Linked DNA regions of Homo sapiens: region 1 is linked to region 2. Evidence: chromatin contacts called from ENCODE Hi-C or POLR2A ChIA-PET data. All regions are on one chromosome and are shown on one strand. Each heading gives the region's core, a stretch centred on a gene start or an enhancer-like site at or near the end of the contact. The rest is flanking DNA. Distances are from core to core; before and after follow the strand shown.

Evidence for each region. Hi-C counts contacts between places; a loop is a spot of excess contacts on that map. ChIA-PET counts read pairs that join two places held with the same protein, here RNA polymerase II (POLR2A). Pooled maps may share reads with other maps.
Region 1: a map of endothelial cell of umbilical vein shows a loop between it and region 2 (6-fold over the local background). The contact joins the promoter of PIK3R4 here to the enhancer-like site in region 2. A Hi-C loop is called at or near these places in 4 of 168 maps with a recorded cell type or tissue (Caco-2, HepG2, IMR-90 and 1 more) and 9 of 50 pooled maps. POLR2A ChIA-PET finds 5 or more read pairs at or near these places in 10 of 52 experiments (AG04450, GM12878, OCI-LY7 and 6 more).

What each region holds. Positions count from the first base shown.
Region 1 is chr3:130,743,952-130,748,081 of GRCh38, reverse strand. PIK3R4 (phosphoinositide-3-kinase regulatory subunit 4) reads left to right here and starts at 1,253. Exons shown (of 20, transcript NM_014602.3): 1 at 1,253-1,764; 2 at 2,818-3,596. The coding sequence starts at 2,864. RefSeq lists a silencer at 229-278 and an enhancer at 1,513-1,572.
Region 2 is chr3:130,698,573-130,702,971 of GRCh38, reverse strand. The region is part of intron 13 of PIK3R4 (phosphoinositide-3-kinase regulatory subunit 4); the gene reads left to right. Among named protein-coding and RNA genes, the nearest start is that of PIK3R4, 46 kb to the left of the region's middle. Within about 2 kb of position 2,176, at least 2 of the 41 ENCODE cell types and tissues checked have a DNase peak (open chromatin) inside an H3K27ac peak, as active enhancers do.

The DNA of each region.
Region 1 (4,130 bases), core at 4-2,503, 46 kb before region 2:
GCCAACATGGTGAAACCCCATCTCTACAAACAATACAAAAACTAGCGGCCGGGCGCGGTGGCTCACGCCTGTAATCCCAGCACTTTGAGAGGCCGGGTGGATCACGAGGTCAGGAGATCGAGACCACGGCGAAACCCCGTCTCTACTAAAAAAAAAATACAAAAAATTAGCCCGGCGCGGTGGCGGGCGCCTATAGTCCTAGCTACTCGGGAGGCTGAGGCAGAAGAATGGCGTGAACCCGGGAGGCGGAGCTTGCAGTGAGCCGAGATCGCGCCACTGCACTCCAGCCTGGGCGACAAGAGCGAGACTCCGTCTCAAAAAAAAAAAAAACAAAAACCTAGCTGGGCGTGGTGGCACGTGCCTGTGGTCCCAGCTACTCTGGAGGCAGAGGCATGAGAATCGCTTGAACCCGGGAGGTGGAGTTTGCAGTAAGCCGAGATGGCACCACTGCATTCCAGCCTGGGTGACAGAGCCAGACTGTCTCCAAAAGAAAAAAAAAAAGGCCGGGCGCGGCGGCTCACGCCTGTAATCCCAACACTTTGGGAGGCTGAGGCAGGCGGATCACGAGGTCAGGAGATCGAGACCAACCTGGCTAACACGGTGAAACCCCGCCTCTACTAAAAATACAAAAAAATTAGCCGGGCGTGGTGGCGGGCGCCTGTAGTCTCAGCTACTCGGGAGGCTGAGGCAGGAGAATCGCTTGAACCCGGGAGGTGGAGGTTGCAGTAAGCCGAGATCGCTCCACTGCACTCCAGCCTGGGCGACAGAACGAGACTCAGCCTCAAAAAAAAAAAAAAAAAAAAAAAAAAAAAAAAAAAAAAAAAAAAAAATTAAAATCAGATTATAGGGATGATTGCACAACTCGATAGATGTATTAAAAACTACTGCTTTGTACATTTTAAGCAGGTGAACTTTATGGTATGTAAGTTATATCTCACCAGAACTCTAAAAATCCAGCTTGGGATATATTAGTTTTCCTAAATATTCTTGAGTTCTCTTAACTCTGTTCTGCTGTCCTGGGAGTGAAGGCGTGTCTGAGCAGATTCTAGGGGATGTCAGAAACCTCAGCGTTCGTGAATGAAAGGTAGAAGAGCAGGAAGGGGAATAGATCTTTGTCAGAGCATCATTTTCTCCCTGTAGACTCGCCCAAAGTAAGACCACGCCTTCCCTAGTTTCCTAGCAACCGGTTTCCTACCCTGGCAATTCCTCAAGGCTCACTCTTTTTCGTCACTTCCGCTCGGCGACAGGAAGTGAGGTCAGACCGGTTGCTTTCCCGGGAGTTCGGCGTTTGCTGGGGCTGCAGCAGCTGAAGTGTAGTGTTTTCTTGGGACTGGCGGTCTGCACTTCTCTCCCGGGTTCCATCTCCCCCCGCCCGGTGGTGAGGCCCTCGAGGAGGGCTCGGACGGGTGTAGCGATCCGCGCTAGAGGAAGACGAGGCCCGGGAACGCATGTCCCCCAGGGCAGGTTAGGGGGCTGGAGGGGTCAAATCCCGGGGTACTTGTGGAGACTCTTTAGCGTGGCTTCTTCTCTCTGCTGAGACCCCGAGAGCTTTCCCAGTTCTCCTCCCAGGACCACCGGGGTTCCTGAAGATCGGGACTTTTCTGCGCCCCTCCACCAACAGCCCATCTCCTGTCTATGAAGAAAGACCCTTCGTAGAAACAACTTCCCCGCTGCTGACGCGTTTTCCCGTCCCGTCCCCGAAGTAGTCTACTATGACCTCGTTGTGAGCCTCTGAACGATTTTGACACTTTCCCGAGGCCTAGGGTAAATGTTTATGTGTGCTCAAGGTCGTGTGTGTATATGTGTGGCATTTATTTCCTGCAAAACCTGAGTTAGCAGAACCCTGGGGTACGTTTAGCTAGTGTATACTTTGGTCTGCTTTTCTTTAACATCTGTGGCAAGGTTTCTTGTTGCAGACCAGCGAAGTTTGCACCTTCTTTTAGCTGGGTGAGAGGGCACACTGGAATTAGGCAGGAAGTGTCCAGGAGTTAACTGAATTTTTAGATCTTAGTTTGACCTTTTCAGTTTTCAGTTTTTCTTTTTTTTTTTTTATTTTTTGAGACGGACGGAGTCTCGCTCTGTCACCCAGGCTGGAGTGCGGTGGCGGGATCTCCACTCACTGCAACCTCTGCGTCCTGGGTTCAAGCAATTCTGCGTCAGCCTCACGAGTAGCTGGGATTACAGGCACCCACTACCACGCCCGGCTAATTTTTGTATTTTTAGTAGAGACGGGATTTTAACCATGTTGGCCAGCCCCGTCTTGAGCTCCTGACCTCGTGATCCTCCCGCCTCGGCCTCCCGAAGTGCTGGGATTACAGGCGTGAGCCACCGCGCCCGGCCAGTTTTAAGCTTTTAATGTGTCTCTTTCTTATTTCCAAGAAACTACAGATTCTTGGACAAGAACTATGTCATATGGTAACTTTGTAATTCTCATAGCCCCAAGCACAGCACGGAACACATAGTAAAGGCTCATTAATATTTTAAATTTAAATATGAGAAAATAACACAAACTAACATTTTTGGCTTAAAGTTGAAGAGGCCTATCTAAATATAGTTCAGCTCCTGGAAATGGCGATGCGCAATAGCAGGGTATTTTTAGGTAAAATAACAAGGTCTTCTTGGAGAAAATAACATGGTCTTTTTAGATAAATGTGTGTGAAATTTAGAGGCTGCCCCAGAAGGCTAGGTACAGTGCTGTTAGTGGAAGAGAAGTATGCTGCATCTGTCTTTTTGGAAGAGACCAAATAATGGAATAATGGTGTTTCACAGCTTCTTTGTTTCTTGTCTTTTTTCTTCATTTGTTTTTATTTTAAACAGGTATTATATCCTAACCTTACTAAAGACCACAGAGGTGCTTGCCATTATGGGAAATCAGCTTGCTGGCATTGCTCCCTCCCAGATCCTTTCTGTAGAGAGTTATTTTTCAGATATTCATGACTTTGAATATGATAAAAGCCTGGGGAGTACTCGGTTTTTTAAAGTTGCTCGAGCCAAGCACCGAGAAGGCCTGGTCGTTGTGAAGGTTTTTGCAATTCAGGATCCCACATTGCCTTTAACCAGCTATAAACAAGAGCTGGAGGAACTGAAAATCAGGCTTAATTCTGCACAGAATTGTCTACCTTTCCAGAAAGCATCAGAAAAAGCATCTGAGAAAGCAGCTATGCTCTTTAGGCAGTATGTGCGAGACAATCTCTATGATCGCATCAGTACCCGTCCATTCTTGAATAACATTGAGAAGCGCTGGATTGCTTTCCAGATCCTGACAGCTGTGGACCAAGCACACAAATCTGGAGTTCGTCATGGGGACATCAAGACTGAGAATGTGATGGTCACCAGTTGGAATTGGGTTCTTCTAACTGATTTTGCCAGTTTTAAGCCCACTTATCTTCCAGAAGACAACCCGGCAGATTTCAATTATTTCTTTGACACATCACGGAGGAGAACTTGCTATATTGCTCCTGAACGTTTTGTTGATGGTGGGATGTTTGCCACTGAGTTAGAATATATGAGAGATCCTTCAACTCCGCTTGTAGACTTAAATAGCAATCAGAGAACAAGAGGAGAGTTGAAGAGAGCAATGGACATCTTTTCAGCAGGTATTTGAGTGGGTCACATTTGCTAAGGGAGCATGTGTTTTTCTTTTAACTGTTAAACAGAAATGTGGCTTTTTTTAGTCACCAGATATTGAAAAGTTAATGTCTTGGTTTGTCCTCAGACGCTATTTCAGTTAGAGGCAGCATTCCTGCATTGGATATGTTTAAATGCCTAGGAAATGCAAACAGCAGTTTATTTACACAAACATATAAACATATTTGCTTGCCTACTTTTATTGTATGTGTCAGGCACTGTCCTAAGTGCTAGGGATATTGGTGGATAATATATTTTCATAATGCTTCCATTTTAAAGTGACCGTGGATATTGCAAAAGGACATTTCAATGCGGTGTTGATTGCTGTGGTGGTGATAAGCATAGGGTGCTGCTATAGGAACACATAGATATTTAAATTAGTCCTCATGGTGGTGTTGAGTCAAGAGGTGGGATCAAGAAAGGCCTCTTTAATAGAAAGATGATATTTACATTGAAACCTGAAAGTTGATTGGGAGTTAACTTTCGTAGAGTAGTTTGTTTCA
Region 2 (4,399 bases), core at 927-3,426:
AGATCCTGGATATAACAAGATTTGCTGAATGAATGGATTAGATGGAATATGATCATGAAAAAAGTAAAAAAATTATAGAATGGCTAACTGTGTAAGGAAAACAAATAGTGTACCATTGCCACACTCCTGCGGACAAGAAGGATATAATTTATGACTTCAAATCCCTAAGACTTTAAATATGCATGATGTGATTTTAATAAATGTGATTATGATAAATATTTTAGATTTGTACAACTTTATAAGTATGTCCCTATCTGATTTGCAGTTTGTCCTCCCTCTCTTTCTTTCTTTCTCTGTATTGGTTCTACCATATTCTTATTTGTTCTTTGCCTAGTTTGGTCTGAAAAGAAAGCTGCTAGAAATCAGAATTGAATCTCATCTGTGTAAACAGATGTGGAGAATCTCTGGTGCTTTTCTTGTTATAAGTTCATTGACCATAATTAGCCACAAAATCATCAAACAACAAAATATCTTTGATAACTAAAATAATTTAAAAATTTACTTAAGATTTTGTGCCGATTAGCTCTATATTTTTACACCATTCTTAATTATTGTATTTTTCCTCATTCTCTGTTTGTGTTGTATTGGTCAGAACATAATTTAAAAAGAAGTAAAGACTCCTAGGTCCGTGGAGCAATTTTTTTTTGGTCAACATTTTACTATAAAATATTCAAATATGCAAGCAAAGTTGAAAGTGTTTCACAGTGAACATCCATGTACTTGCCACCTAGATTTGTAATGATTTTACTATATTTGCTCTGTTTTATAACTATTCATTTTTCTGCCTCCCATCAATCTATTGTTTAAAATTTTTATTTTTATTTTATTTCTTAGAGACAGGGTCTCTTTTTGCCCAGGCTGGAGTGCAGTGGCCTGATCATAGCTCACTGTAACCTTGCACTCCTGGGTTTCAAGCAATCCTCCCGCCTCAGCCTCTCAGGTAACTAGGACTACAGGCGCATGCCACCACACCCAGCTAATTAAAAAAATTTTTTTTTTTACTTGAGAAATGGGGTCTCGCCACATTGCCCAGGCTGGTCTTGAACTCCTGACTTCAAGTGATCCTACCCTCTCAAGTCTCCCAAAATGCTGGGATACAAGTGTGAGCTACTACCTGGCCCCATTTTTTTTTAATGATTTCAAAATAAGATACAGACATCAGTATGTGCCCTCTAAAAAGTTCAGCATGCGCATCATTAACAGGATTTCAATATTTATAGCTCTTTTTTCTTCTTGATATAAAATTTGTATGCTATGAAGTACACAGATCTTAAATGAACCATTCCATGAGTTCTGACAAATAATACCACTGTATCCTGAATCCCTCTCAAGATGCAAAATTTGACCATCATACCAGGAGGTTCCCTTCTATTCCTTTCTTTTAAATCCCTGCTCTTTCCTTCCCCTGCTACTACCATTCTTTTGATTTTTTCCTAACCATTCTTAGCCTTTTTTTTTTTTTGAGACAGTCTCGCTCTGTTGCCCAGGATGGAGTACAGTGGCACGATCCTGGCTCACTGCAACCACCGCCTCCTGGGTTCAAGTGATTCTCCTGCCTCAGCCTCCAAAGTAGCTGGGACTACAGGCGTGTGCCACCACATCTGGCTAATTTTTGTCTTTTTAGCAGAGAGGGGTTTTGCCATTGTTGGCCAGGTTGGTCTTGAACTCCTGACCTCAAGTGATCCGCCCGCCTCAGCCTCCCAAAGTGCTGAGTTTACGGGTGTGAGCCACCGCACCCAGCCCATTCTTAGCATTTTAATTAGCATTTTAAGTACCTCTTCAGATAATTGTTTTCCAAGTGGTTCTTTGTTATTATCAGTTGGATTCATTGTCCCCTTTATTAGGATGGTAAATTGCAAAAACCCTGCTTGTTAGTTCTCAAGTGATTTTTATTACAGTCATACCTTCTGTATCCCAGTGTCATGCTTTAGACAGTGGTATTTTGGTATCACATTTCAGATAATATCCCCCAAATTTTGGTAATTTAGCTGACTTTATAGAATTTGGGAAGTCTGTATGGTTAGGAGACTGGATCTCCTCTGAATGCAGTTACTCTTTTGCTTTGCTGTAACACCTGCTCTCGTTTGTGGCCAGCCATGGGCCTTGGCTTGGGAAAGAGGGTAAGAAAATGCAGTGTGTCGCCCTTATCACATGCCTTTATTGACTGGTGAGGGGAGAAGGAAGCAATTCTTATTGCCAGAGCCAAGTGGGAAACAGCTGGTGGCAGGGAAAGAACAGCAAAGCTAATGTGTTTTCTTAGGAAATGTTACTAGTACATTCTGACTAAGAGGAGTTTCCCCCATGAGTGATGTTGGCAGACCATTCAGTTCCCAGTCCTGATTTTCTTACTGAATTATGACTGGTGATTTGGACTACCTAGATCTTGGCTCTGCCATTTTCTTTTTTCTTATTTGAGTTAAACTTTCAGTTTGTCTCTTTGGGACTAGTTCTTGAAAAATTGCTGTTTTTCTAAACTTTTGCACAGCTTTTTCAACTTATTTGTTTATAGTATTCTAAATTATATTTTCTATGTTTTCTTCTTGTGCTACCTTATTTCTGGCTCATTCAGCTTCTCAATTTTAGGGGAGATGGATGCATTTGGTATTCGTTGAAATTGGGGTGGTAGTAAAATATCTAAATGGAGTTCTATCACAGTGAAAACTTAAAACAATATGAGCAGTACAAAAGAAAGTTGTCAATGTTAGGGTTACATGTTTTGGAGTCACTGGTAGTGTTGAAAGTCAGCGTTTTTGAGTGGCTATGAAGTAAAGGGAATATGAAGGGCAACAAAAGCCTGATGTCTGAATCTTAGGAAGTTAAATTTTTGGAACAGGAAGAGAGGGGCAAGAAAGGGAAAGAGAAGAAACCATTTAAGTTAATATTATAAACTACAATGAAAGAGAAAACTTATGAAAAGAATATGTAGGCCTCTCTCAGTGAGACAAAAACCCTACTAGCATGAAAACCTCATAATGCCATTGATGCACTCTCATATAGTGCCCTCTGGTGGAATGCAATTGATACCTCTTTCCTGGAGGTTTTTTTACAATATATGTATCACAAGCCTTTATGATGTACATATCCTAAGGAAGTAACTAAGAATCAACTCAGATTTAGTTTCAAGACTGTTCAGATTGACTTTCTTTATAATAGCAAAAAATTAGGAGCAAACTAAAAGTTCAGCAGCAGTTATCAATGAAAAACATTGATAATTGTGTTTTTTAAAATTAGGTTTAAGAAAAGCATATGGGGTTTCTATTTTGGAATGGCAGAGTAAGGACCTCCAAAAATCTGTTCCTCCATAAAGCAATGAGAATACTGGCAAAGACTGTCAAAGTCAATTTTCTGAGAACTTTGGAAATCAGCTAACACCTTTCAGCAATCTAAAGTGGATTCAAGAAAAACACCTGACTCTCAGTAAGAATAGTGAGCCATGTCGTCCTTAACTTACTGTAATCTTATCCCCCTTTACCAGCTCTGTGGTAGTCTGGAAAAACAGCCTCACAACTATGGTAGTTATGAAAACTAGCCCCTTAGTAGACAGTGGAGGGGTCATAATGGCATTGGAGCTCCCCAAAAGCACATCTCCAGAGAATTGTCACTATTTGACCTCTGTGCCAGCTGGCTGAAAAGTTCTGTTTTCAGGGCCCATCTTTATTTGACTTGGCCCATACCTTGTTCTTTGAGAAAACTCTTACTCACAGGGCACTTGTTGAAACTAATCAGCACCATTTATTTAACATAGCAGTCATCTTGAGGTGGCATCAGCAGGCTGACAGAAAGCTTAAAAGGAAGAACTGGGTAATGAGATGTCCATATGGGCCTTTGAAAAGTTTTGATCTATTCTTGGGTCCTTATAAGACCACATGTATGTGTAGAGTTGTGCACATACCCAGGAAGAAACTGAAAAGACCAAATTCTCATGTCTGGCTGGCTTTGAGACTCTGTGCAAGCAAGAACTGAAGGCTAAAGCAGAGATGTAAAATGCTTGATGGAGTGTTGAAGGTGTGCCACAACACAAACAAAACCCTCACTTAATTGTTCAAGGCATTGAAAGAAATACCTGCCAGTTATTAGGTGATCACTTACCTAACTGAACAGAGACTTCAGTGGCCACATATGACAAGGAATACAGACTTTATAGAATTAGTGGAGGAAAGTCATTAAACAAATAGCAACACTTTGGAATCTTATTTCCAAAATTGACACGTTATATTAATTTTGAATGCACAGTTTTGAACAAAAGATTACAAGTTAGGCAAAGAAACAAGTAAGGATGGCTTATACCTAGGAAAAAACCTTACTAGACATAGATTTTAAATCAGCTATTAAAAATATGTGCAAAGAACTAAAACCATGTCTAAATATTTAAAGGAAAGTATGAGAACAGTGTCTAACC